Regions from separate parts of the Homo sapiens genome. Here all the other regions are linked to region 1. Evidence: read pairs that join two places in POLR2A ChIA-PET (ENCODE). Cell type or tissue: OCI-LY7. All regions are shown on one strand. Each heading gives the region's core, and the rest is flanking DNA. Links, peaks and the distances in the headings are about the cores only.

The links. Peaks named below come from ENCODE experiments on the same cell type or tissue, not always from the same donor. Only the 100,000 strongest peaks of a DNase experiment are listed, where the experiment ranks them.
Region 2: POLR2A ChIA-PET joins it to region 1 with 23 read pairs; 4 of 35 experiments call an interaction of 5 or more read pairs at or near these places.
Region 3: POLR2A ChIA-PET joins it to region 1 with 17 read pairs; 2 of 35 experiments call an interaction of 5 or more read pairs at or near these places.

The regions. Positions count from the first base shown.
Region 1 is chr9:76,468,145-76,478,192 of GRCh38, forward strand. The region is part of intron 2 of GCNT1 (glucosaminyl (N-acetyl) transferase 1); the gene reads left to right. Among named protein-coding and RNA genes, the nearest start is that of GCNT1, 14 kb to the left of the region's middle. RefSeq lists enhancers at 2,343-3,004, 2,929-3,018, 3,039-3,108, 3,820-4,089, 4,440-4,519. In OCI-LY7, for the core only: no CTCF peak of the experiment used is centred there; DNase peaks (open chromatin) are centred at 2,937, 4,237 and 4,957; H3K4me3 peaks cover 5,596 bases; H3K27ac peaks cover 6,024 bases.
Region 2 is chr9:76,571,520-76,581,567 of GRCh38, forward strand. No RefSeq gene overlaps it. Among named protein-coding and RNA genes, the nearest start is that of GCNT1, 120 kb to the left of the region's middle. In OCI-LY7, for the core only: a CTCF peak has its summit at 2,691; DNase peaks (open chromatin) are centred at 4,992, 6,192 and 8,862; H3K4me3 peaks cover 1,934 bases; H3K27ac peaks cover 3,810 bases.
Region 3 is chr9:76,557,294-76,567,341 of GRCh38, forward strand. LOC105376093 (a long non-coding RNA gene) reads left to right here and starts at 628. Exons shown (of 3, transcript XR_007061584.1): 1 at 628-3,572; 2 at 7,085-7,319; 3 at 8,396-8,435. In OCI-LY7, for the core only: no CTCF peak of the experiment used is centred there; DNase peaks (open chromatin) are centred at 4,777 and 5,314; H3K4me3 peaks cover 629 bases; H3K27ac peaks cover 1,360 bases.

The DNA of each region.
Region 1 (10,048 bases), core at 1,019-9,018:
CCTGGGCCTCCCGAAGTGCTGGGATTACGGGCGTGAGTCACCGCGCGCCGACCCTCCTTCAGTCCTGTGTCTTGTACGGTGAATGTGGTTTCTAAGGTGGATAAGGAGGCAGGGATTCCTTGCCTAGCTGGAGCCCTGCTCACCTGGCCATCAAGCATACTGTGAGATGTTGCAAGTTAGGAGCTATAGAGTGTCATCGAGTTGTTTAATTTTAGAAACACAAAGGCTTTAAATTAGAGCATCTCAGGTTAGACTTGTCCCTGAGCGGGTGATAGGTGTACTGAGATACTGCATTTCTCTCAGCCCTCTCCCTTAAGCCAAGAGAGCTGAAGCTGATGTTTGATGGTTACCTTTTGGTATATATGTCATGGCATGAGAAAGAATCACTGCTTTAGTCTGTAGAAGCTTTGTCGTCCTTTGCCATGCCCTGGGGAGGGAGCAGGACCATCCTTTGCACCCATCAGAGCATTCCTAGTTCTTTTGTTGCCAGATACGTAAGAGTGGTTGAGTTTACAGGTGTCTGCATCTCTCTTTAGCAGAAAGATGGGGTTTCAAATGTGTTGCCTCTTTCCAATTTTGCTATGCCTATCAGTAGTCAGATATTTTGGGGAGAAGGGAAAAATCCAAGGTAAATGTGAGGTTCTTACAGTGAATTACTTTTCAAAAGAAATTTCTGCTACCAAGGGGCATTTGGGAAGTGGCTGTGTGGAGAAGTTTTCATTGTAATGCGAACATATTGCCAAAAAATATTGTACATTTGTGAGTTATCAAAGCTCTCAAAGGAAAAAAAATTAAAAACTGGGAAACAGAATTGTCATACTACTTTAATTGAAAAGTAACAATGAGTTTTTAATCCATTTGTTAACTTTATGGGGCACCTGCAGACTATTTTGATTAGTCTTTACAATTGATTGAAACCCACTGGGCAAATTTCGCCAAAAAACTATGTGATTGGTGGATAGAGGAAACTAAGTGTCAAGATTTAGGTAGCAGAGCCAAGAGTGCACTACTATAATTGAAGTAATAAGTTTTATTGCATCCTCCAAGTTTTTGAATTATGATACATGTAATTTATTAGTACAATAGTGAGAGACAGGACTAGCTGGATTTCCTAGGCCCACTAAGAATCCCTAAGCCTAGCTGGGAAGGTAACCGCATCCACCTTTAAACATGGGGCTTGCAACTTAGCTCACACCCGACCAATCAGGTAGTGAAGAGAGCTCACTAAAATGCTAATTAGGCAAAAACAGGAGGTAAAGAAATAGCCAATCATCTATTGCCTGAGAGCACAGCGGGAGGGACAATGATCAGGACATAAACCCAGGCATTCCAGCCAGCAACGGCTACCCTCTTTGGGTCCCCTCCCTTTGTATGGGAGCTCTGTTTCCACTCTATTAAATCTTGCAACTGCACTCTCTTCTGGTCCGTGTTTGTTACGGCTTGAGCTGAGCTTTTGCTTATTGTCCACCATTGTTCTTTGCCGCTGTTGCAGACCTGCCACTGACTTCCATCCCTCTGGATCAGGCAGGGTGTCCGCTGTGCTCCTGATCCAGCGAGGCGCCCATTGCCGCTCCCGATCGGGCTAAAGGCTTGCCATTGTTCCTGCACGGCTAAGTGCCTGGGTTCATCCTAATCAAGCTGAACATTAGTCACTGGGTTCCACGGTTCTCTTCCATGACCCATGGCTTCTAATAGAGCTATAACACTCACCGCATGGCCCAAGATTCCATTCCTTGGAATCTGTGAGGCCAAGAACCCCAGGTCAGAGAACATGAGGCTTGCCACCATTTTGGAAGTGGCCTGCCACCATCTTGGGAGCTCTGGGAGCAAGGACCCCCTGGTAACAGTAGTAGATACATAGAATTTTTAAATAAACATACTTATATTAAGGGTACTCTTAGGGTCTATACTAAGAAATTTTGCATGCTTGTCATTAAAAGCTTTGAGTCCAAGTCCTGTGTGTGTGTATATGACTTTGACTCTAAGTCAAGTGTAAATGTAACTGTATAGATATGCCATGTATATAATGTAAATAAAATATATACATATATTTATAAATAAGGCAGTCTGAAAACTTGCTTGCTGGTGAACTTTAAAACAGCCTCTTTCTCGTGATATACCCCTCCAGTTTATCCAGTGGAAAAGAAAATTACTGCTGGATTAAAAACAAGTGCTTAGGCTAGGTGTGGTACCTCATGCCTGTAATTTCAGCACTTTGGGAGGTCGAGGCAGGCAGATCGCTTGAGCCCAGGAGTTCGAGACCAGCCTGGGCAATATGGTAAAACCCCATCTCTACATAAAAATACAGAAATTAGCTGGGTGTGGTGGTGTGCGTCTGTAGTCCCAGCTACTCAGGAGGCTGAGTTGGGAGGATTGCTTAAGCCCAGGAGTCGAGGCTGTGGTGAACTGTGATTGGGCCACCACATTCAAGCCTGGGTGACAGAGCAAGACCCTGTCCCAAAAAAAAAAAAAAAAAAAAATGCTCAAACTAAAGAGTGATAAATACATTGTATACATGTCTTGTTTCTCTTGAAATGTGTACATTTTATCATTCCATAATGTATACATCTATCAAAACATCACATTATACCCCATAAATATATACAATTATTATTTGTCAATTAAAAATTAATTTTTTTTTAAAGCCACTTAATGTGCAATTTGCAGACGTCTTCTGGTTAGTCCAAGATTCAGCGGGGGTCAGGTGATCAAGAATTTCCTGAAATCAGCAGCTGGATCCAGGAATGGGCTTAGGACACCATCCCAGACTTTGGGGCCCGCCAGGCTTGTTTGTCCTCTTCATGTAAATGCAGAACTTGCCTCTGAAATATGCCTAATCCTTTCATATAGGTGGAGCCCCTGATCTCATCCATTGTCTACACATTTCTCACATCTGTTATGCTAACCAACACAGTCCTTGTATTCACCTTGTGAGGATCTGGTTCTCACACTACTTATGCTAATTAACAAAACCTCTGGTTTGCAATTAAAAATCCTGAAGCACATGCTATATCTGCTGCTGGAGTGCCCACCACCATGGCTGGCTGATTTTTGTATTTTTAGTAGAGACGGGGTTTCACCACGTTGGCCAGGGTGGTCTAGAATTCCTGACCTCAGATGATTTGCCCACCTCGGCCTCCTAAAGTGCTGGGATTACAGGTGTGAGCCACTGTGCCCTGCCACACTTGTCTGTCTTTATGCCTTTGTTTCTTGTAATTTATGGGACCACAGACTCCACCCCTATACTGAAGACCTAGTAATTGCTCCCAGAATTGCTCCCAGGAATGTGCTCCTGCCTGGGGCGCTTGACTTCCACAAACCCCAGGGTATAGATAAAAACCCGTGCATGTATGTCTCACTGCTATGCAGAAGTGTTTTTCAAGTCAGAAATAGACAGCCCACCAATTTTGTTGTTGATTACTTGTGGCAGAAAACTTATGAGTTCCCTGAAAATAAGAGGCATGGCTATAAAAATACAGGATTTAAAAAAACATGTATAAGTGGAAATTAGTACCTTTAACATAAGTGTTTTCCAAAGACATTTCTGACCATTTTGAGGCATGTCCTCTGTGCTGTATTCTCCTATTAGGAAAGACACCAGTTTTTGATGGTAGATGTGATTTTGCAGCATGTCAGAAGTTAGCATTATGAGGTAGATTGGTCATGCTCAGTAATATTATTTTGGGTCAAAATAAGATGTAAATTTTTTTTTCTTTTGAGACCAGTCTCGCTTTGTTGCCCAGGCTGGAGTGCAGTGGCATGATCACAGCTCACTGCTGCTTCTCCCCAGTCAGCTCAACTGGTTCTCCCACATCAGCCTCCCGTAAATATTTTTTAAAAATGGACTAGGGGCTGGGCATGGTGGCTCAGCCTGTAATGCCAGCACTTTGGCAGGCTAAGGCTGGCAGATCACTTGAGGTCAGGAGTTCGAGACCAGCCTGGCCAACATGATGAAACCTCGTCCCTGCTAAAAATTAAAAAAAATAGCCAGGTGTGGTGGCGTTCGCCTGTAATCCCAGCTACTCAGGAGGCTGAGGTGGGAGAATCACTTGAACCCGAACCCGGGAGGCGGAGGATGCAGTGAGTCAAGATCGCACCTCTGTACTTCAGCCTGGGCAACAGAGCGAGACTTTGTCTCAAAGAAAAAAAGGAAATGAGAAAAGAGAATGTGTGACTGACACCACAAAGAAATGTCAGATGTCTCTTTTGGGGTTCTGTGGGTGGCCCTCCCTCCCAAAAAAGTAGAATTGAGTGAAGGGAATGCAGTAGAGCGTGAAAGAACACATACCCACAAGGGTGAAGCTGCAGGCTCTGGTTAAAGGCAGCTTTCCACTAGATCTTGACCCTTATGCCCCAGGGCCTCAGCTTTTTCTTGAGTTACAGAGGAGGGTGCAACTTGGGGCTAGATGGACTTTTTTGTTATGGACTTGCCATATGCTCTTCTTGTAAGTTTTCTTTGTCATGTAAGTTTGAGAAATGCTGAATACCATGTCTCTGTCTTTAAATATTTACAGTAGACCTGACTGTCTTAAGGGCTAAGAAATAAGGAGCCAAACCAGCAACAGAGAATCTTGTCTTTCTTTTCTTTTCTTTTCTTTTCTTTTCTTTTTTTTTTTTTTTTTGAGATGGAGTCTCGCTCTGTCACCCAGGCTGGAGTGCAATGGCGTGATCTCAGCTCACTGCAACTTCTGCCTCCCAGATTCAAGTAATTCCCCTGCCTCATATTCCGGAGTAGCTGGGATTACAGGCGCCTGCCACCATGGCTGGCTAATTTTTGTATTTTTAGAAGAGACGGGGTTTCACCACGTTGGCCGGGGTGGTCTAGAATTCCTGACCTCAGATGATTTGCCCACCTCGGCCTCCTAAAGTGCTGGGATTACAGGTGTGAGCCACTGTGCCCTGCGACACTTGTCTGTCTTTACGTCTTTGTTTCTTGTAATTTATGGGACCACAGACTCCACCCCTAGCCTGAAGACCTAGTAATTGCTCCCAGAGCTGCTGTTTCCAGCAACACTAGATGCTTCCTGAAGTTTCTTTCAGCTCTACAATGGATGCATTGTTCTAAAAATAGTTTCTAACTATATTGACCAAGCCTATAATTTCCTCCAGAAACCTCAGCATATAACCTCTGAGTGAATTCCTGGAGAGCAGGGAGCATGTATTATTTATGTTTGTATTTTTCTCCCCAGAGCCTAGGAATCTATTTTGTATAATAGATTCTCAGTATAGAATTGAGTATATTGAAGTATTTGTTAGTAAACTGGAAATATGGATTTTCATTTTTGAAGTCTGAAAAAGTTACCCTTAGACATGAGCTCAGATTTGAACAAAAGTCAAAAAAGGGAAAATAATGAATAATAATACATTGCCAATATTAAGGGCTCATTATTTGTCAAATACAGTATAAACATGTTACAAGTTAGCTCACTTACTCTTTATAAAAACTCTAAGGTATATATGATAATTTCCCCAATGAAATTGTTTAAAGTTAATTAGTTTTTTAAAAAAACAACAAAAACGCTGAAGCTAGGAGAGGCTAAGAATTTGCTGAAGTTTGGGTTGGGGAATGATGACTCCCAGGTCTCCTGCTGGGGCAGTCCGGTTGGAGAGCTGAAATCATTGCCACTGTACTCTTCTGTGTCTCAGATGTAAACAAACCCAAGAGAAAATATTCAGGACTGGGCACAGTGGCTCACACCTATCATCCCAGCACTTTAGGAGGCCTAGGTGGATCACTTGAGCCCAGGAGTTCAAGACCAGCCTGGGCAACAGTGCAAGACCTTGCCTCTACAAAAAATATAAAAATTAGCCAGGCATGGTGGCATGTGCCTGTACTCCCAGCTACCCAGGAGGCTGAGGTAGAAGGATCGCTTTGAACCTGGGAAGTCGAGGCTGTAGTAAGCTTTGGTTACGCCACTGCACTCTAGCTTGGGTAACAGAGCGATACCCTGTCTCAGAAAAAGAAAGAAAAGAAAAGATTCAGCCACTAGTAATCAAAGAAATCACAAAGTGAAACCTTGATGATGTACCATTTTACAGTTGCAATATCGGCAAAAATAATTATACAGTATATTCATATACAGTCATTTAACATTATATATAATTAAAATGTATAGTAAATGTAGAGAAAATGGTATCCAGATGTTACTGGGGACAGTATAAGTATCGTTTATTTGGAAGGCAGACAAGAGGCACAGAAACTTACAAGTAGTGACCTAAAATCCTTATTCCTGGGAATTCCAAGGAAGTCCTTTAAAAGCAAAGCAAAAACAAAGCTATGAATATACAAAGCTATTCATAGTTCATATTTATAACAGTATAATTTGGAAATACCCTTAATATCCAACCATAAGATAAACTAATTGTGACAAAAACAAATGATATTTTGATAGCCAATAAATCAAAAAAGAATAGAAAATGAAATCCCTGCTGCTATTACATCTGAGCAAAAATATAAGTGTATTGTGCAATGTTACGTACCAGAAGAGAACATGGAACGTGAACGCAGAGGATGTGTAAGTGAAGTTAGATTGTCAATGGATTTTTGTTTTTGGGAAATTATATGCTTTGCAAATATATTTAATTGGAGCTTATTTTGGAGAACTGTCACCATTTTATCCCAGTTGGCAATTTTTAAAGAAAATTACTGAAGTGAACATAAAAAATGGAAACATTTCAGAAGTGTTTGAATAAACATCCCCTCTCCAAAAAAGAAGATCCTCACTGAATAGTTTTGGGTGTGTGCTTCTCAGTTTTTCCAGTGCATGTTTATAATATATTTATCTGGAGGCTGGTTTTTTTGTTTGTTTTGAGACGGAGTCTCGCTCCGTTGCCCAGGCTGGAGTGCAGTGGCACGATCTCGGTTCAAGCGATTCTCCTGCCTCAGCCTCTTGAGTAGCTGGGATTACAGGTGCCCGCCACCACGCCCGGCTTTCTCTGAACATACTGAGGTGCAGCTCATCTTTGAATACCACATCATCTCACATACCTCTTTTCATGTCATTACAATGAGAATTACTTCATTCTTGGCTTTAGTGCTAATTTCAAATTCAATAACTGTACCAAAATATAATTTAGATGATGTGGAAATGGAGAATAAAGATTGCCGCTCAGGTTTATGAAGCTGTTTAAAGGGCACATTCACAGCTTAGATCACAAATCAGTCCCTGAGGGTTGAAGAGGTTGCTCTGATGTGTCTTAACACTGAAGCCTCCAAAAAGAGAATCTGTAACATTCATATTCGCAGGAAGATTTGGGGGATTCCAGAGCTCCTCTCTGGAAAAGACTATGAGCTATAAGGCACACTTAACACAAAGCATCCAAGATGCTGCCCTACATTTTTTGGGAGAAAGGAAGTGGATTTTGTAATATTTGGACATTTGATGTTTTTTATTTTTATTTTTTGAGTTCATGCTAATTGAATAGACCCACGGAGTAGTGTGGGAGACAAGCCTGAGACTTGACCGAGGCCACTAAGGGCTCTCCAAAGCACCCACATGGATAGCTTCACGGAGACAGAGTGATGTGGGATTCAGTGCTGAAGTGAGAGACGACGATAATTCCTGTTTATTGAGCATGTGCTGTGTGTACCAGTCACTGTGCTTGGCACTTTACAGATTACTTAAACATCACTGAACAAATGAGAGGAGTCATTACCATATCTCCATTTTTCAGATGAGGAAACTAAGGCTCAGAGAGGTTAAGCAACTTGCGGAAACCATGCATTTAGGAAGTAACTAACATAGGCTATGTCTTCACTTCTGTTTGACTTCACACTTCTGTTTTGCTCCGTGGCCTCCAACAGTGAATGATGTTGATTTCAAAGAGGGGCAATCATTGTGGTTTGGGAAAGGACCAGAGGAAGGAGTTGAGCTGGATTTTGAACATGTAGAGGAAATTGGGGAGACAGTGCTTTTTATTTTTGCTAATGGTTAGCCTTTTGCCATCTGGAATAAGGATACTTAATCTGACAGTCACATTTAGCAAACTGAAAATCCAGATTTGAGGGCTATCTCTAAAAACAAGGAATCTAGAATTTGGGAACTAGCATTTCTAAGACCAAGCCATTTAGGAGGCTCAAGTACTTAAAATTGGGACCGTTCAGAAAACCCAAGACGTGTGGCCCATGTGACACACAGGATGGGTGACCTCAGGGCCAAAAACCCAGGGCCACCTAATCTTTAAGAGGGGACAAAATGAACTTTAATTTTCCAATCCAAAATTTTGTTTCCATAAAACCGTGGTGTTCTATTTGGTATTATAAACTGCCTACTTTTAGATTTGAAAAAAAAAAAGAGAAAAAGAAAAAAGTCCATTACTCTTCAGTGTGGAATTTCAAAGTAGACAATGAGATCTTTTATTCTCATTTTTGGCCTGCAATGATAATGAGGTTGAAGATTGCTATTTAAAAAAAAAAACACTGTTTGTTTTCTGTATGTATATATAAACAGATATTTCTGCTCAAGCCCATCAAAGTCAGCCTCTGCAAATGAAGTCTCCTGCCTGAGAGGACAGGTTTTTTCCATGTAAAACTGTGTTTCGCTGTTACTTATACTTTAAGCAAATTGGGGTAACAGTAAATGTGCACAGGCAGTCGGAAACACACTGGCCTTTTGGAGAAACTTGGACAACCTTTGTTCTTTTATCTCTAAACTTTCATGACACTAAACTCAAAAAGGTTATTTTTCAGACAACCTGCGGTCATACCTACTTATATTTCCCTTATTCTAATATATTGTTCTTCACTGTCTTCTCTTAAATTAATTTTATTTATTTATTTATTTGTTTAGACAGAGTCTTACTCTGTCACCAGGCTGGAGTGTAGTGGTGCAATCTTGGCTCACGTTTGAAACCTCTGCCTCCCAGGCTCAAGCGAGTCTCGTGCCTCAGCGTCCCGAGTAGCTGAGATTGCAGGTGTGCACCACCACGCCTGGCTAATTTTTGTATTTTTAGTACAGACGGGGTTTCACCATGTTGGCCGGGCTGGTCTCGAAATCCTTGCCTCATGTGATCTGCCTGCCTTGGCCTTCCAAAGTGCTGGGATTACAGGCACGAGCCACTGCGCCCAGCCTCTTAAATTAATTTTTAAAAGCCTCTTCTGGGGCCTGGAGTGGTGGCTCACGCCTGTAATCCCAGCACTTTGGGAGGCCGAGGCGGGTGGATCACGAGGTCAGGAGTTTGAGACCAGCCTTGCCAACATGGTGAAACCCCGTCTCTATTAAAAATACAAAAATTAGCTAGGCATGGTGGTGCGTGCCTGTAGTCCCAGCTACTCAGGAGGCTGAGGCAGGAGAATTGCTTGAACCTGGGAGGCAGAGGTTGCAGTGAGCCTAGATCATGCCACTGCACTCTAGCCTGGGCGACAGAGTGAGACTCTGTCTCCAAAAAAAAAAAGCCTCTTCCATGTAACATTCTTCATCTCATTCACTTACCTGCTCTGAAGGTGCATCTAGTCACGTCGTAGTAAGACAGCTGCATCTTTTAAAATCATAACAAAGAGACTGAAAACTCCCAAGGTTAAATCTGAGGAAATTCAGTGCATTAAGCATATTTGCACTGTTGTGCAGCCATCTCACCCTAGCCATTCCTAGAACTTTTCATTATCCCAAACAGAAACTGTACTCATGAAAACAGTAGCTCCCCATTCTTCCCTCCCCCAGCTCTGGAAACAACCATGCTACTTTCTGCCTCTGCGCATTTGACTACTCTAGGTACCTCTGTAAGTGGAATCCTAGTGAGAGGTGAAGCCAGCTGGGCTTCTGGGTTGAGTGGGGACTTGGAGAACTTTTGTGTCTAGTTAAAGGATTGTAAATGCACCGATCAGCGCTCTGTGTCTAGCTCAAAGATTGTAAACGCACCAATCAGCACTCTGTAAAAATGCACCAATCAGCGCTTTGTAAAATGGACCAATCAGCACTCTGTAAAATGGACCAATCAGTGCTCTGTAAAATGGACCAATCAGCAGGATGTGGGTGGGGACAAATAAAGGAATAAAAGCTGGCCATCCCAGCGAGTAGCGGCAACCTGCTCAGGTATCCTTCCATGTAGT
Region 2 (10,048 bases), core at 882-8,881, 100 kb after region 1:
ATAATAGTTCATAATAGTCACTGTGTCAGGGTGGTGCAATTTTGTTTCGTTTTCCTCTGTTTTCCAAAGCTATCCTTGAGGAAACTTTTTCCTAGTGCAAAGCTTTTCATTGGGATGGTATGTTTCTTTAAATGGAAGGAGACTAATTTTACCATTTAAAAAGTGGTATTTATTTTTAAAAACATAAAAGAAATTCCTTTTCAATAATAATGAGATGGGGCATCGCCGCGGAGCCTCGGTTGGCCTCGGATAGCCGGTCCCCCGCCTGTCCCCGCCGGCGGGCCGCCCCGCCGTGCGCCGGGACCGGGGTCCGGGGCGGAGTGCCCTTCCTCCTGGGAAACGGGGTGCGGCCGGAAAGGCGGCCGCCCCCTCGCCCGTCACGCAACGCACGTTCGTGGGGAACCTGGCGCTAAACCATTCGTAGACGACCTGCTTCTGGGTCGGGGTTTCCTACTTAGCAGAGCAGCTCGTTCGATGCGATCTATTGAAAGTCAGCCCTCGACACAAGGGTTTGTTAAAAAAAAAAGAAAAAAGAAAAAAGAAAAAAAGAAAGGGAAAAAAATAATAATAACAAAAGCAAATAAGTAATAATAATAATAATAATAATGAGATGGGAAATGTGGCCATGTGTTTTTCTTGTGCTTTTGCACATTCTCTCTAGGCTTTGTCTGTGGTCATGGAATAAGAAAAGCCTTTTGGTTGCCTTGTTTGGAATAGGTGCGGCTTTACTTCATTCTCCACCTGAGAGGGTAGTTTACTGCATGGGGCATTTTGTTTGCTGGGAAAAGAATCCATGTATGAATCATACCACTTAACATTTCCCTGCCAGCGCTGTGTGCATCTTTTGATGTGACATATTTTTGTTTGTTTGTTCTTTTCTATTTTCGTTGTTCTTCTTCTTAAAAATGACAACTAACTTTGTTTAAAAAAAATTGTGTTAAACAATCTCAAAGTTACAGACACTTTGTAAGAACAGTACAAAGAACATCCCTTGAACCAGTTGATAGTAAGTTGACTACCTTGGATAGTAAGTATCTCCCCTGGATACGTTAGTGTGTGTTTCCTAAAAACAGGACATTCTTTTACAACCATACTGTTTTTAAACTATGCAAGTTAACACTGTTGTATTACAGCAATTTAATCCTCAGACCGCATTCAAGTTTCATCAATTGTCCAGTGAATCCATCACAGTTAAAGAATCCACTTGAGAATCCTTTGTTGCATTTAGTTGTCAATGATTTTAGTCTTCTGTCTGCAGTGGTTAGTTTCTCTATCTTTCCTTGACTGTTCTGACTTGGGTGCTTTTGAAGATTACAGGCCAGTTATTTTGTAGAAGTCACTCAATTTGGCTTTGTCTGATATGGGACTCAATTCATTCAATTCATGCATCTTTGGCAGGAATTTCTCAAGTGACCCTTAATACTTTTTCTTTTTTGAGACGGAGTCTCGCTCTGTTGCCCAGGCTGGAGTGCAGTGGCGCGATCTCAGCTCAGTACAATCTCCACCTCCCAGGTTCACGCCATTCTCCTGCTTCAGCCTCCTGAGTAGCTGGGACTACAGGTGCCCGCCACCATGCCTGGCTAATTTTTAATATTTTTTAGTAGAGACAGGGTTTCACCGTGTTAGCCAGGAGGGACCCTTAATACTTTTTACTGGATCCTATCAGGGATGCACAAATTCAATTTTCCCATGACTGCTGATTGTTCACTTTGATCATTGGTTAAGGTGCTGTCTGCTTTTCTTCTCCATTAGGAAGTTACTATTTTTCCTGCTATCATTAATACATATTTTATGCAGGAGGTTCTATGTAAATATTCCATTCGTCCTCAAACCTTCCATTTATCCATATACTAACATTATTAGGACTCATAGTTTTCTACTTTATTTAAGGAGTTATAATCCATTACAACAGTGATTCATTTTGATGATGAAGCTGGTTTCTGTGTCCTTTTGATATATCTCTATCATTTCCTTGCTTTCTGACACAAGGTTCATACTCAAGTTTCCTACCTCAGTCCTGGAATCAGGACTTGAATCCTGGAATCCTTGAAATCTCTCCAAGAAGCCCTGGTTTCTTTTAGTGGAGAATGGTATCTAGAAGAGGAAATCTGGGCTGTGTTTATTGCTAAGAGAGATTCTCTTAGTAGACAGAGTTGGAGGATGTATGTAAGTATATAGCTGCATAAAAATATATGAAAGTATATACATACATACACACAAACACACATATACATTGTCATCTGTATTTTTTAATCTATCTATATTGAAAACTGTAAGTGCACCCCAATAGTTTTCTTTTTTCCACATCTGTGACTCTGAACTCCAACAGTTAAGAAATCTGGCTCCCATTATCCTTAAGTCTCCTTATTTGCTCAATCCCCCTGTAGGAAGCCAGTCTCCTATCAGAGCCACTGTCCCCCTTACCCCTCACACACCCTCCTTACCCTGTCCTTGCTCTGACCTGCCACCACCACCCCTCAGAAACTGCCCTTACCCTGCTTTGACTCGGTCCATGACATGCTGCTGACCCCGCATGGACATCATCCTCACCCCATCAGGGTTCTGGTTCCCTACCCAAGGGCTATGTGCCATGCAGTTCCCCTCCTTGGCCCCTTGGGCTGTGACTCCCTACACAAGGCACTCCCGGCTGTGGCGGTGTCATCCTTACCCAGCAGGGTCTCCAGGTCCCCATACCAGTTTGCGGGCATCTTCCTTGGACTCTACACCTATGCTAGGCTGTCTCTCCATGGGGCTTCCCTCCTCGTCGTGCTGGGGTTCCCACCCCCACTACAGGCACCCCTCTTAGCTGGAAGCCCTTCTTGTCTACTTAGGCTCTCTGATATACCAGGCTGTCCTCAATCATGAATACCCTCCTCACCCTGTTCAGGGGAGACACCTATGCTGGGCCATCACCCCTACTTCAGAGTAACCAACTTTCTCTGCCCTGCTGAATGACATTAGGACTGAATTCTTCCAGTAGAAAAGGGAAGAAGACAAGGAGAAAGAGGAAAAGAAACATGATGTTTCTTCTGAGCCCTAAATCATCACCACGACCAACCCTGAGTCAGCACTTAAGTTGACAGGAGAGTTGGCTTCTGATCAAGTATATTTTGGTGGCCACCTCTGGGCAAGGAGCTAAAGGCCTAAGTAATAAAGATCCTCAGGAGACAGGGCCTCCAGCTAGAAGTGAGGAAGCCCGGAGTCCAGTCCTGACCCTACCTTTTCCAGCAGTATTGTTGTTCTACCTCCAGTCCTTTGTATTACGGGGTGATAAGGAAATACACTAATCAACAAATAAGATGCCTGATAAGACTACCTTTCTCCAAATATATAACGTTGTTGTGAAAAGGAAGCAAGATTAGGTGTTTTGAAATGTCTTGAAAACTTTAAATATCTAGGCAAATGTGACATTTTTATAAGAAAAATATTTTGTCAGGAAATATTAATGTAATGGGAATTTTTATTAGGGCAATCCTATTATCTTTATGACTTAAAAAATTGATGTGAATAGGCTGGGTGCAGTGGCTCATGCCCGTAATCCCAGCACTTTGGGAGGCTAAGGCGGGTGGATCACTTGAGCTCAGGAGTTTGAGACCAGCCTGGCCAACATGATGAAACCCCAGTCTCTACTAAAAATACAAAAATTAGCCAGGCATGGTGGCAGGCACTTGTAATCTCAGCTACTGGGGAGGCTGAGGCAGGAGAATCGCTTGAACCCAGGAGGTAGAGGTTTCAGTGAGCTGAGATCGCGCCACTGCACTCCAGCCTGGGCAACAGAGTGAGACTTTGTCTGAAAAATAAATAAATAAAAAAATAGGCCGAGTGCGGTGGCTCACACCTGTAATCCCAACACTTTTGGAGGCCAAGGCAGGCGGATCACGAGGTCAGGAGATCCAGACCATCCTGGCTAACATGGTGAAACCCTGTCTCTACTAAAAATACAAAAAATTAGCCGGGCATGGTGGCGGGTGCCTGTAGTCCCAGCTACTCAGGAGGCTGAGACAGGAGAATGGCGTGAACCTGGGTGGCGGAGCTTGCAGTGAGCCGAGATCACGCTACTGCACTCCAGCCTGGGTGACAGAGTGAGACTCCATCTCAAAATAAATAAACAAATAAATAAAAATAAAATAATTTGATGTGAATAAAATATATCCCAATACATAGAGCTGAAAATGTGTGCTGGGGAAATAATATATGGGATGCCTGGGTGGAGGTAGGGGCAGTACACAGCCATAACATGCTAGATCCTGTGAGACCAGAACCCAGTAAGCTGATGGGGAGTGTGTTGAAGAGCTTCCAATTTAACTCAATTTGCCTGTTTAGCTGATTTCACTACTGTGAACTTTGAAACAGCAAGATTCCTCCTATGATCATATCCCCACCTCCAAATTTACTTCTCTTTATTTCATCTGTAGAAATAACCTCTGGGTTCTGATACACTTAGGAGCTTCTAGGGCTTCCCTTATCTTTACTGTCTACTGTCTAGATATGTATGGAATCTAGTTGAACTATCCCCTGTGTCAGTAAAAGAAGCTAACTAAATGGTATCTCTGGGTCTGAAGATTTCTTGATTCCTACGGCTTTCATTTACGCAAAAGGAAAGAACTTGATTTTTTTTCTGTATATTATGAATAAAATCTCATTTTTGGCGCTTTTATGAGATACTCTAATACATATTTAAATTGCTTTTCATTTATTCTTGGATTCTAGAATAATACGTTAGTAAGTACAAAACCAAACCAACAAAGAACCTCAAAACTACTAGCCCTACACTGATTACACATAAAGACTGGACTCTAACATTGCTCTGTGTTCTAAGGGGCCTGGGCTTCATTTTTAAGATTCAAGAAAAAAAGCACAAAAAGGAACCCAGCCCTTTCAAAAGAAGAAATGAGGATGAAGGTGGGGGAAGGCAGAGTTAAGCTAAATCTCCGTGCTAGAGAAAGAGCGTGTGTATTACAAGGAAGTGGTCTGTTCTAGCAGGCAGTTGGGCGATGAGGTTGAGGGAGGTGGAACAGTTGACTCATGGCTCCGTCTTGCATTTGGTTTGCTGCTAAGAGCCTTTAAAATTCTTAACTATTTCTGGGGGCTTTCTTAGCTCAGTAGTCACTGAGAGAAATGAGCTGAGCTAAGGAGTGCAAGGGGAAACAGGCTCCCTGAAGGGTGACCCAGAGGGTGTCGCTTTCTGGGCACTGGTTTTAACTGGATTGGATGACATTTGGGGATTAAGTCAGTCTCCTGGATATCTCATTATTCATCCATTTGTTCCTTTTGGAAATAGTTATTGCATACATAGGGTTTTCAGATGATTTAAACCAAAACACCAGACTCACAAAAAATTTATAGACAAAAATAATCATATTCCATTGATATGGAAAACTTATTGATGATCAGTTAAAGATGGTGGTTTCAACATCTATGTTTATCTCTGTTCTCTCCAAACATTCCAATAAAATGAAAATGGATGATTTTTTTTTTTTTTTTTTTTTTTTTTGAGACGGAGTCTCACTCTGTCGCCTAGGCTGGAGTGCAGTGGTGCAGTCTTGGCTCACTGCAAGCTCCGCCTCCCGGGTTCACGCCATTCTCCTGCGTCAGCCTCCCGAGTAGGTGGGACTACAGGCGCCCGCCACCACGCCCGGCTAATTTTTTGTATTTTTAGTAGAGACGGGGTTTCACTGTGTTAGCTGGGATGGTCTCGATCTCCTGACCTCGTGATCCGCCCGCCTCAGCCTCCCAAAGTGCTGGGGTTACAGGCGCAAGCCACCGTGCCTGGCCGATTTTTTTTTTTTTAAGGCACAAACCCATAAGGACAAAGAGACTTGGAGTGGAGGAAACACCAAGGAAAAATGGAAAGATGGAAAGCTGACGGATGAGTGTGAGCTGACCCAGCAGATTCGGTGAGGCCAACACCTAAGCTGGCAGTGAGGGAAAGTGAGTCATCCATCCTATTTGCACCACAGAACCACAAAAATGCTCAGAAATTGGGGCCACCAGGAATTTCTAAAATGAGGGTAAATGGGAAAACAGAGTCAGTCAAAAGTCTTTTTAAGAAGCAGTTAGGCCGGGCGCAGTGGCTCACGCCTGTAATCCCAGCACTTTGGGAAGCCGAGGCGGGCGGAACACGAGGTCAAGAGATGTGAAACCCCGTCTCTACTAAAAAAAAACTACAAAAAATTAGCTGGGCGTGGTGACGGGCGCCTGCTACTCAGGAGGCTGAGGCAGGAGAATGGTGTGAACCTGGGAGGTGGAGCTTGCAGTGAGCTGAGATCGCACCACTGCACTCCAGCCTGGGCGACAGAGCGAGACTCCGTCTCAAATAAATAAATAAAGAAGCAATTAGACTCCCAGCTTCCTTCTCAATGCCTTGCAGCAGAAGACCTGCCCCTCCCCTCACCTTTGCACTAGACTGGAAATTTAGTTTCTAGAGCTGTACTGCTCAATACGGCAGCCACTAAGTACATGTGGTTTCCGAACTCTTTAAGTCTGGTTATTCTAAATTGAAATGTGGGTTAAGTGTGAAATACATGCCAGATTCTGAAGGCTCGGTACAATTATAAAAGATTTTTAAAAACATTGATTATATGTTGTAGGCTGGGCTCAGTGGCTCACACCTGTAATCACAGCACTTTGGGAGGCTGAGGAGGATGGATCACTTGAGCCCAGAAGTTCAAGATCAGCCCGGGCAACATAGCAAAATCCCATCTCTACAAAAAATACAAAAATTAGCCAGGTATGGAGGCACATGTGTGTAGTCCCAGCAACTTGGGAAGCTGAGGCAGGAGAATCACCTGAGCCTGGGAAGGTCAAGATTGCGGTAAGCCATGGTAACATCACTGCACTCCAACCTGGGCAACAGGGCAAGACTCTTATCTCAATAAATAAGTAAATAATGGAAACATTGATTATATGTTGAAACAATAATATTTTTGATCAATGGGATTAAATAAAACACATTAAAATTAATTTCTCCTGTATATTTTTATTATTTTTTCATGTGACTGATAGAAAATCTAAAATGACTTCCGTGGCTCCCATGAGATTTCTGTTGGACAGCGCTGCTCCGGAGAGTATGAACCAATGGTGACTAGGGGACAAGGGGACAGCAGAGGAGTTTCCACACTGAGAATAGGTTGGTCAAGCAAAAGCTAAGATTAAAGAGAGCCCAGTCCTCTCTCTCACCCAGATCCCAGAGTGCTGGCAGCTAGTCTCCTAACCCACAAGTAGGAGATGGCAATATTCACTTCAGGGGAAGCTGACCAGCCTGAGGAAAGTTCTAAAGATGCAGAAGCAGACACCATCAGCCTTCTGCCCGTGTCCCTCTTAGCATCCACTTCTGCACCTAAAGATGGTTTCCTGCCAATTCCTGCAGCTTTCTTCAGGTGAACGCTTCTCTCAACCTGCAGACAGACCCAGCCAGAAGAGGCAGAGAATTCACAGGCTTCAAGGTGGTTGAGAAGGGCGTGGCTCTCTTGCTCTTCCATCAGGGAGAGGATCCTGAGGGGCGTGACCTACACTGACCCCCAGAGCCCCCCACAGAATTGAGCTCTGATTGTCCACCCATGCTGACTCCCTTCCCTTTCCTGCCACTTCTCCACCTCCCTACCAGGGTTTCCTGAGATGACCTCTGAAATAGATGACCTGAATGGGGCTCTCTGTTTCTACATCTGCTTTGAGGGAACCTCAGTCAAGACAAATTCTGATAGTTGGAGTTTCTCCAGGAAAACAGTCCAGCCATGTCATCCTAAAGGGAGGCCACCAGTGGATAAGCCTCATCTATACACAGAACTCTTTACTTTTATTTATTTATTTGTTTATTTATTTATTTATTTATTTATTTATTTTAAGACTGAGTCTCACTCTGTCGCCCAGGCTGGAGTGCAGTGGCACGATCTCGGCTCACTGCAACCTCTGACTCCCAGGTTCAAGCGATTCTCCTGCCTCAGCCTCCCAAGTAGCTGGGACTACAGGCACGTGCCACCATGCCTGGCTAATTTTTTGTGTTTTTAGTAGAGACGGGGTTTCACCGTGTTAGCCAGGATGTTCTCAATTTCCTGACCTTGTGATCTGCCCGCCTCGGCCTCCCAAAGTGCTGGGATTACAGGCATGAGTCACCGTGCCTGGCCTATTTTTTATTATTTTATATTATTTTATTTTATTTTATTTTTGAGATGGAGTCTCACTCTGTCACCCAGATGGGAGTGCAGTGGCATGATCTCAGCTCACTGCAACCTCCACTTGCTGGATTCAATTGATTCTAGTGCCTCAGTCTCCCAAGTAGCTGGAATTACAGGCAGGCACCACCATGCTCAACTCATTTTTGTGTTTTTAGTAGAGACGGGGTTTCACCATGTTGGTCAGGCTGATCTTGAACTTCTGACCTCAGGTGATCCACCCGCCTCGGCCTCCTAAAGTGCTGAGCCACCGCGCCTGGCCAGAGCTTTTTATTTTTTAATCTTTATTTTTTTATACTTGATCTTAGCCAAAAGGCTGAGAAGCGATTAATCTTTATTTTTTTAATCTTTATCTTTTCATCTGTATTGTATAATTGGTATCCAAAAAGCTGCACATATTAATATACACAATTTAGTGACTTTGCACATAAGGACTGTTAAAAGATAACTTTAGACAAATTAAATTTAACAGAGTTTAACTGAGCAAAGAACAATTTGAGAGTCGGGTACCCCACCCCCACCCATCAAACAGAATACCTTCAGAGCAACTCCAGGGCTGCTGCGTGGTTAAAGAGAATTTATGGACTGAAAAAGGAAAATAACAGACAAAAAACAGAAGTGAAGTACAGAAACGGCTGGATCGTTATAGCTCAGTGTTGGCCTCGTTTGAACACAGTTTGCACAGTCGACCGCCTGAGTGGCTGAAGTATAGCTATTGTTACAAGAGTAGGGTGCAGTCTGTTTCCACATCTGGTTAGGTTGCAGTTGACTAAGTATGGAGAAGCCTTTAGGCTGACTTAAAATACGTAAGGAGGCAGCTTTAGGCTAAACTTAATTTAGCAGTACTTACTGTTAATTACAGGCACTGTCTTACAGAGCAGATCTCTGGAACTTACTCACTTTTGTATCACTGTAAGTTTATACCCATTGAACAACAACTCCCCATCTTGCCCTTCCCTACCCCCTAGCAACCACCATTCTATTGTCTACCTCAATACCTTTGATTATTTTAGGTGCCTCAGATAAGAGAGATCACACAATATTTGTCCTTCTATGACTGACTTATTTCATTTAATAGAATGTCTCCCTGGTCCATCCATGTTATTACAATAGTAGGATTTTCTTCTTTGTTAAAGCTAAATAATGTTCCATTGTATGTATGTACTACATTTTCTTTCTCCATTTGTCCGTTGATGGATATTTGGGTTGCTTCCATATTTAGGCTACTGTGAATAATGCTTCAATGAACATAGGATTGCAGATATCTTTTCCAGATCCTGATTTCAGTTTTTTCAGATGTATACCAGAAGCAAGATTGCTGGGTCACATGGTAGTCCTGTTTCTAATTTTCTGAGGAAACTCTATACTCTTTCCCATAGCAGCTGTACCATGTTACATTTCCAGGAACAGTACGTAACGGTTCCCTTTTCTCTACATCCTCTCAGACACTGGTTTTTATATTTATATATAAAATACATTTTTATACATAAAAATGTATGTTACATACAATATATATTTAAAATATTTTTTAAAAATAGGTACTGTATATATATATATAAAGTATCTGAGAGGATGTAGAGAAAAATATATAATACATTTTATATATATATATAATGGCCATCCCAACAGGTGTGAGGTGATATCGCATTGTGGTCTTGATTTGCATTTCCCAGATGGTTAACAATGTTGAGCATCTTTTCATATACCTGTTGGTCATTTGTATGTCTTCTTGAAGAAATGTCTATTTAGATATTTTGCTCATTTTTTGATCAGGTTATTTATTATTTGTTTATTTTCTTGCTCTTCACTCAGGGTCTTTTAGAGTCGACTTTTAAATATGAGCAGAAAGCCCAAACAACCATTGAGGAAATCCTCTA
Region 3 (10,048 bases), core at 701-8,700, 89 kb after region 1:
GGAAATTGCTTAGGTATCTTGCTTTGGTCAAGATAGAACACGTCGTAATTTTCCAATTACAGTTCATGGAAATATTTTTCATATAATGGCTCTCCAGAGCATCAGGGTTTATACGAATGAGTTAAAGTCATTAAGTGAAGGATAGGTTAGAGAGTTAAACACTCTCTATAATGTGATATGTTCCATCAACTCCAAGAGCTGAAAGCCTTGGAGAAGGGAGAAAAGACAAAGAACACATAATTGTCTCTTGACCTTGGGTCAAGACACCACACTCTGGTATTCCTCTTACCTCTTCACATTCCAATTCTTCTCAGTCTCTCATACTGTCTCTTCCTGCCTTTCATGACTTCAAAATATGAGAGCCCCAGGCAGTGGTGTGCTGGTAAATATTTGATAACTGTTTCTATTGGAAGGAGGGGGACCATGATGTGTAGTGTTTGCCAGTTTTCATGGTTCAATCATGTCCACTATGGCTGATTCCAAGCTATTAGCATGATGTCACTGAATGGGGAGTTGAGAAGAGATGTGTTCAATTAGAGGGGCTGATTACTAAACCCTAGGGTCAGTGGTGAGCCAGCTCCAACTCACCACTAGCCTTAGGGTTTAGTAATCAACCCCGCCTTTTAAAGAAAATTTATAGTCATTCCCTGGGTGATCTCAGCAAATTCCATGGCTTTGAATACCATCCATATGCTGATGAATCCCAAATTAGATCTTATGCCCAATCTATTCCATTTGCACATATTCTTATCCAACTGTCAACTTGACATCTTCATTTGAATGTCTAACAGGCATGTGAAATTTAACAGGAGCAAAACAGATCTCTTAATTTCATCCTTCCTTGCCTTTAAGTCTTCACCATATCTCAGTAAATGGCAATATCATTCACCCATCATTCAATTCTAAACCCTCAGAATTACCTTTGACTCTTGTCTTTCTCTCATACTCCATGCCCCACTCATTAGCAGGTTTTATTAGCTGTGCCTTTAAAATTTGTCTCAACTCACACTGATGCTCAACCACCACCTCCAATCTCTGCCACGTAATCTAAGCACAATTTCTCTCCTGTGATTGCATCCCTGCCTCCATTCTGTTCCTCTATAGTCAATTATTTAAAGCAGCCTCAGTGAGCCTTTAAAATGTAAATCATATCCCATCCCTCCCTTGCTTAATACCCCCCAATTAGCTTTTGATCATATTCAGAATAAAGTTCAAACCCTGCCACCTTCCCTAAGCCTTTACTAGTTCATTGGTTTTGCTAGCTCTCCAGTGTCAGCTCTTTCCACTCTGCCTTTTGCTTACCCTGCTTTAGCAGCACTGATCTGCTTACCATTATCAACACACCAAGTTTGTTCTGGGCTCCAGATATTTGCATTTCTTTACCCTCTGACTGGAAATATTTCCCCAAAGCCTCTGCTGTGGTTTGAATGTCCTTGCCAAAACTCATGTTGAAATTTAACGGCCATTGTAATGAAATTGAGAGGTGGGGACCCTAAGAGGTGATTAGGTCAGGAGGGCTCAGGATTCACATTGTTATCATGGGAGAGGGTGTCTGATACAAAAACTGAGTTCAGACCACTTCCCTCTCTTGTCTAATGCACTTGTTTCTGCCTTTTGCCCTACCATCATGAAATGACCCTCACCAGGTAGCCTGGCAGATGCTGGGGCCATGCCCTTGGACTTCCCAGCACCAAGAACCACAAACCAAACAAACTTAAGAACCATAAGCCAAACAAACTTATCTTATTTATAAATTACCCAGTCTGTGATATTCTGTTATAGTGCAAAAAATAGACTGAGACATTCTCTATCTCATATCTTCACATCATTCACCCCATTGAGGTTTTTTACTCAAATATTACCTCGTAAGAGAGGCTTTCCTTGACTGCCACATCCCAAAGGGTCCCTGTTGCCCCCCTCTACCATCCCAATACCTCTGTATCTTCTTTCCATGCTTAATTTTCCTTCATAGCACTTATTTCTATGTGGTTTATATCATTTGTTGATTTTTTTCCATGGGGGCTGGTATTCATCATGTTGAGTGCTAGATTCCTGACACCTATAAAGGTACCTTGCACACAATAGGTGCTTAATACATAATTTGATGAATAAATAAATAAAATGAGAAGTGAAACCATCTACTCCCACACAGCTTACCATCCATATCAGGGGTTGGCAAACTTTTCCTGTAAAGGGCCTGATAGTAACTATTTTAGGCTCTGTGGCCATATGGTCTCTTTCATAACCATTTAACTCTGTGTTTGTAGCATGGAAGCAGTCACAGACAACATTTGAAGGAATGAACATAGGACTGCTCCAATAAAACTATAAAAACTGGGCATGGACCAGATTGGGCCTTTGGGCTATGGTTTGCAAACCCTGGTGTTGGTGAAACTGATTGTACTATTTGGCTTCATGAATATGACCTTATTCCTCCTCTGTCTTCATCACCATGATTTTTCCACTCCAGGAACCTCTTGCTCAGAATAATAAAAGTTGCAAATATCTTTGGAAAAATTTATTTGAATGAACATCATACTGTGGAACCCTTCACTGAATTGTAACAAATGGATTTTCTCTCCAAGACTCTTCAAAATTCTGTCTCAAAATTCTTGCCTTGCTGTGTCTACCAGTCCTAAACTACTATATCTCAAGCTCCTGCAATGAAAAGCTTGCTTTCATCCACACCCTCAAATATCATCAATATTCCAACTTATTTTTCCCTACTCAATGGCGAAGATGGTCAAGGTAGTGATCTCCCTGAGTGCAGTAAGCAATTAACTTCAGTGCTGTGTGCTAGAATTTTCAGAGTCCACCATAGTGAAGGGCTATCCCAGAGGAAGTTATCATGTTGTTTCTGTTGCTTTTGCTATCATGATTGCTTGGCCTCCAAATTAAAGGATATACTAATTCACTCATTCATTAACAAATATATATGTTGAGAGCTTATTACACACATGTCCTCATGCCAGTTAGTCTTGATAGACATGTATAAGTAAAAACCAGGCAACTTTGCTCTGTGGAAATATGATAGAAAAAGATAACCTTTCCTCCAGTGATTAATGACATTTATGTTTACTTTCTGGAACTTTAAAAAATTGTGTCACCAGGGATTTTGACATGGAAAGAAACATTTACTCATTAAAATCGAGAGCTTCTTGGTTTCTTCAGTCTCCTAGGTTCAATAATCCACAAGTCTGCAACTCATAGTGCATATATCCAGGAGTTTTCTGGAGGAATGCCAGGCATGGCTGAAACAGCAATCTTTTGACCATAACTACTGGGGGGGGAAAGCAGCCCTTGCTGTAATCATCGTTCATAAAAACTCTGGAATTTACTTGCACAAAGAGCTCATTGAGAGCTGACAGTTCTGCTACAGCCATTCCTTTCTTTCCAAGGAGGAAGCATCAGAAAAATGAGTGGCCCAGCTTGTGCCATTTCTGCAAAGGGAGTGTTCAAAAGTCGGTGCCTTGGGTATCAGCAGGCTTGGCTTCCCAAATGGGTGGAGGTAGCAGTGTGGTCCTGGGGAGAGTGCCCGAGACTCGAGTCAGGGCCTAACTCTGCCAACTGAGGTGAGTCACTGAGCCATGCAGGGCCTCTATGTCCTTGTCTTGGAAATGGACATGGGAAAACAGTAGCACCTCATTTACAGGAGGCTCGTGTTAAATCAGCCAAGAAGATGGAGATTAAATTGTTGTATAAGTCAGAATCTCTTTACCAGTGCTAGTCGCTGTTATTATTTCATTAAGGCATGGTTAGAGTTGCCATTTTAGCAGTTTTACAAAAGACTTCCCTCTCACCCCACCCTCAAAAGTCTTCCCCGTAGTGCCAGGATTTCTGTCAACAGAAAAGCAATCTTTCTTTATCCTATTTATCCTCTTCTTGTTTGGACTCTTTTAAAATGCAAGCACCTCCCCAAAGGCATAATACATCAAAGTAATTCATACTAACACAGATGTGGCTTCTTGAATGCTTTGTTTCTCTCAGGAGGGATCAGGTGGTTAAGGATGGATAATGAAGAAAAAAAAGATTACTAAAAAGCTAGGAAAAGTCATTTTAAAAAGGAGGAATGCCCACAGAATAACAGAATTGCCTTAGCCTTGCAGAATTAAAAGATTAATGGTTTTTGAAGTGAAATGTAGGCAGGTTCCTTTTATATAAAATAGAAAAAAATCAAAGCTATAGTGGGAGTCTCAGAGTCTCACCCACCATCTCAGCCTCACGCTGATCCCTCTACAGCCCACAGGCCTCTCTGTGGAATCCCAGGGCTCTGAGAACAGTTTGAAAACCACTGCTGGCTTACCCTCCACATTGCAGAGGCAAAATGACCTCCAGGAAGAGAGATGGAAACAGCCACTCTTCTAATCAAGTGCTGGTGGCCCTACATAAGAACAAACTAATAATAATCAACATTTATTGAGATCTTACTAATCCAACGCTCTTTGGCTAAATCATATGCATTATCTGATTTAATCTCCAAAACAACCGTATGGGGTAGGTACTAATTTCCCTCCCATTTTACAGATGAGGAAACTGAGGCTTAGAGAGGGTAGGAAAGTCAGACTGAAGCCAGCTACTCCCTTCTGTCATATTGTTTTTGAAGAAAACTTTTATTTGTCCCTCTCTGCCCCTTGGCACCACAGATGTGATCTAGAATTTCTGTAGAACATATATTTAGATTTCAGTACAAACATACATTGTTTTTAGCCTGGATTGATATTTTAGAAGAGGAAGGAAGAATTTGAATTAAAATAGAAAGTTCTTTTGTGGGTGTAACAAGTGAGTGAGCATACAGGCTTAGGCACATGATGAGGTTCTATTTTCCCCCTATGTTGCCAACTCTGGGTCATTATTATTTTCTTTTCAAACCTAGCTTAAGCTTACTGAGTAAATGAAGAGGGGGAAAGTTGACATACTGCAAATAACAAAATACCCCACTTTAAAATCTGAAATTCATAGCTGGACCTGGTGGCACGTGCCTGTAATTCCAGTTACCCAGGAGGCTAAGGCAGGAGAATCACTTGAACCTGGGAGGTGAAGGTTGCAGTGAGCTGAGATCATGCCACTGCACTCCAGCCTAGGGGACAGAGTGAGACTCTGTCTCAAAAATAAAATGAAATAAAATAAAATAAAATCTGAAATTCCGATGGAAGAATTACTCTGCAAAGCAAAACAACATTAAGTGCTGTTACTGCAAAAAAAGAAAACAAATCTGAAACTAAGCTCATCATGGAAACTTTTAAGTGAACTCTAAAAGAGAGAAAGAGAAGGAAAGAAACCCAATGAATAAGGGCATTCTTCTTTCAGTTTAAATGTGCCAGAGAGAAGTGAAAAATACTTGATTCTCTCACTGGCAGGAACAGATAACCATTTTTGTATTAGTCACCAGCAAAGTCATCATTTACTTGGTTTTAACAGCTTCAGAATTATGAAATAGTAGTATTTCAAGACTCTGAACATTCTGCTTCAAGATGAGCCAGCCTCTCTTAGAGATAGAAAGATGAAAAAAATGGGGCAACTGACAGGCAGGCAGCTCATGCTGGTTTTTGAGTTATTTGTCTCATTCTTGTCTATTTGCAAGAGCTTGTTGCATGTTACAGACACTGACCCTTGGCTTTGGCATGACACATTTTTTTGAACTTTTTTTGTCAGTTGATTTTGTACCTGGCACATTTTTCAGATAAGGGATTTGTATCTGTTTATGTTCAAATATTTCTGTTTTTTTTTTCTCTTAAGTTTGTGGGATTCCAGTCTCTGTTAAGAAGGTATGCCTCATCTCTAGTTTGTACATACTCTAGGTTTTCTTACATGATTTTTTTGTTTTAGTTTGCATTTGAGACTTCATTCTTTTCTTTTCTTTTTTAAAATAGAGATAGGATCTAGCTCTGTTGCCCAGGCTACAGTGCAGTGGCCCAAACATAGCTCACTGCAGCCTCAAACTCCTGGGCTCAAGCAATCCTCCTGTCTCAGAAAGTAGGTGGGACTACAGGCACATGTCACGATGCTTGGCTACATTTAAATTTTTTTGTAGAGATGGGGGTCTCACTATGCAGCCTGGACTGGTCTTGAACTCCTAGCCTCAAGTAATCCTCCCGCCTCGGCCTCCCAAAGTGCTGGGATTGCAGGCTTGAGTCACTGTGCCCAGCTCTGAGCCTTCATTCTTTATGTAATTTATACCATTTTGTATTGTGTGAGACAGAGGTCTACTTTTATTCTCTTTTTGTGACTTGGTAGTTGTGTTAGCATCACTTATTAAGTAACCCATTCTTTTTTCCTTGAGTTGAAATAACACTTTTGTCAAGTGTTAAATTCACACCTGCATGGTGTGGAAGGGACTTGAAAAGGTCCTTCCCTTCTGGGACCCTCACCCCTAGTGGCTTTGATGCCCATCAGAAGATCAGCTGAGGCCAGGCGCAGTGGCTCACGCCTGTAATCCCAGGACTTTGGGAGGCTGAGGCGGGTGGATCACAAGGTCAGGAGATCGAGACCATCCTGGCTAACACGGTGAAACCCCATCTCTACTAAAAATACAGAAAATTAGCCAGCCGTGGTGGCAGGCACCTGTAGTCCCAGCTACTCGGGAGGCTGAGGTAGGAAAATGGCATGAGCCCGGGAGGCGGAGCTTGCAGTGAGCCGAGAACACACCACTGCACTCTAGCCTGGGCGACAGAGTGAGACTCCGTCAAAAAAAAAAATTCACACATATATTGAGATATCTTTCTGGATTCTCTATTCTGTTCTACTAACCTATTTATCCCTCCAAAGTACTATGTAGATTTTATCATAATGCCTTTTAAGGTGCCCTCCCCACTTACTGTTCTTTTCCCTATCTTCTTGGCTATTCTTGGGCATTTATTGTTCCATAACAATATTAAAAATCTTATTGGTGTTTGTGTTAGACTGATAATGTGCCCCCTTCAATCCTTATGATATGACCACTTCCCAGTCCATTGAACCTGTGAATGTTACGTTATATGGCAAAAAGGACTTTGTAGATGTGATTAAAGCTAATTATTTTGAGATGGGGATGTGATCCCAAATTATTCCATGGATTCTAAGTAATCACAAAAAATCCTTATAACAGGGACAAGGGGAGTCAGAGGCAGAAGAGAAGGTGTTGTGATGACAGAAGCAGAGATCTGAGTGACTCACTTTGAAGATGGAGGAAGAGGTCACAGGCCAAGTGATACAGATGCCAGGAGAAGCTGAAAACAGGAGGAAATGGATTCTTCCCTCAGAGCTTCTGGAAAAGATCAGTCTTGCTGATAACTTGACTTTAGCCCACTGAAACTGATTTTGAACTTTTGACTTCCAGAACTGTAAGAGAATAATTTTGTGTTATTTCAGTTACTAAGTTAGTGGCAATTTGTTATAGCAGGAATAGGAAATTAATACAGTGCTGAAGTAGAAGTTATGTTGCATTTATATATTAGTTTCCTGAAAACTGACACTTTTATAGTATTTGTTTTCCCATTCAAGAACATAGTTTCCTTTCTTTTGTTCAGACTCTGTTTTACTTTTTTCAATAAAATTGTGTGTGTATGTGTGTGTGTCCCCATATGGGATTTGCTTTTTCTTGCTATATTTATTCTGAAATATTTTATGTTTTACCATTGTTGTGAAGGAAATATTTTTCCATGTTTCTACTTCTATGTACTTATTGTTAAGATATAGAAAAAGCTGACCGGGCACAGTGGCTCACACCTGTAATCCCAGCACTTTGGGGGGCCGAGGCGAGGTTAGTTAGAGACCAGCCTGGCCAACATGGTGAAACCCCATCTCTACCAAAAAATACAAAAATTAGCTGGGCATGGTGGCATGTGCCTATAGTCTCAACTACTTGGGAGGTTGAGGTGGGAGAATTGCTTGAACCCAGGAGGCAGAGGTTGTAGTGAGCAGAGATCATGTCACTGTACTCCAGCCTGGGCAAACCCTGTCTCATAAAAAATAAAATAAAATAAAATATATGGAAAAAGCTATTAATTTAAAAATATTTATTGTTTATCCAACTGTGTTAACAAATTCTCTTAGTATTTTATTTCCTGTAGTAGCTTTTTACCAGTCACTTGAGTGGTTTTTTGTTTTTGCTTTTGTTTTAACGATCACACCATGAGAAAAACAAAGTGTTTTATTCTTGTTTTCGAATGTTAGTCAATTATTTAATATTGCTGTGTTAATGTGATTGAGATCTCTTCCAAGCCAATGTTTAGTCATGATGATGGTGAGCATTCCCGTGTAGTTTCTGTTCAATTAAAATGGCTTTAGCATTTTGTGCTTTGGGATACTATTGGCTATTGGTTTGGTAAATAGCCTTTTATATTAAACAATTTCTTTAATTCTTATTTTATTCATTAGGTATGGCTGCCATTTTACCGAATAATTTTTTTTTTTTTAGACAGGGTCTCATTATTGTTGCCCAGACTCATCTCAAACTCCTGGCTCAAATGATCCTCCCACCTCAGCCTCCTGTATAGCTGGGATTACAGGTGCATGCCACCATGTCCAGCTTTACTAAATAAATGGTAAGTACTTAAAGATATGATCATACATCCTCCTTCAAAATATGGTGTAATAGATTATACTGATAAACTCTCCGGTACTGAACAACCCGTAATTTCGTGGAAGAAGTCATGGTCTATCTTTTTTTTTGATATGTTACTGGATTCTAATTAGAAATGTTTTATTTAGATTTCTTGAATCTATATTCATGAGCCTGTCTACAATTTTCAATTTTGTCTTATTTTTATCAGCTTTGATTCAGTTTATTTTGCCTTTATAAAGTGGATTGGGGGCTTTTCATCCTTTTCTATGGCTTATAGTAATTTAAGTAAAAGTAGTATTGTCAGTTCTCTAAAGGTTAGATAAAATTCAGCTAGAAATTCATGGGCTTGGTGAATTTTCAAAATTTATATTTTCCTTCTCTTCCCTGACCCAATATTCGACACCTGGGTTTTTTCTGATATCATGTGAGTATTTTCATTCTAGAGTGTCATTTGAATTATTCTTATAAATCTTCCATTTCAAGAGCCCTTGTTTACACTTACCTTATCTTCAGTCAGAATCTCTCCATCTCTGCAATATGTGTATATACATACATGCGTAAAGGTTCGTTACTTACCAATCACTCTTCTTTATCTTTTCTTATATTGAGATTTATAATATATTCTAATTAACTTGATGTTTCATTAGTCTCTTCCTGAGTATTTTCCTCAAATAGAGTGCACTGCCAATATAATGATTTACTCTCTCTTACATCTTCTTGTATTTGTTTTCTTTCACTCTCATCAACTAAGGAAATAATGGCTGGGTATGGATCTCTGGGTAGCAGTCCTTTTCTTTCAGTATTGTGTGAGGATATGTCACTGTTTTTTAGTTTCCAATGTTTTAGGTGTGAGGTTTGATGCTATGCCTGTCTAATATATTTTTTTTCCCATTGTAGGTAACTTGTTATTCTTTCTGGAAGCCTATAAGATTCTCCTTAACGTTAGAGTTCAAGGTTTTTATTAGGATATGGGTAAACGTGTATTTTCTCAGTAACACTGAATTCTAATGACTAATGATGTTGAGCATCTCTTCATGTGTATATTGGCCATTTGTATGTCTTCTTTGAAGTAATGTCAGTTCAAATGTAATACCTCATTTTAATTAGTTTATTTGCCTTTTTACTATTGATTATGCTTTTGTTGCTCATTTGAATCCATGGCTTCCCAACATTTTCTGGATTTCTTTTTTTTCTTTTTTTTTTTTTTTTTTTGAGACAAGGTCATGCTCTATAGCCCAGGTTGGACTGCAAGGGTGCAATCTCGGCTTACTGTAACCTCTGTCTCTCTGGCAGAAGTAATCCTCCCACTTCGGCCTCCTGAGGAGCTGGAATTACACATGTGCACCACCACACCCAGCTAATTATTGTATTTTTAGTAGAGGTAGGATTTTGTCATGTTGGCAAGGCTGGTCTTAAACTCCTGACCTCAAGTCATCTGCCTCCCTCAGCCTTCCAAAGTGCTGGGATTACAGGCATGAGCCACCACACCCAGCCAGGATTTCTTTT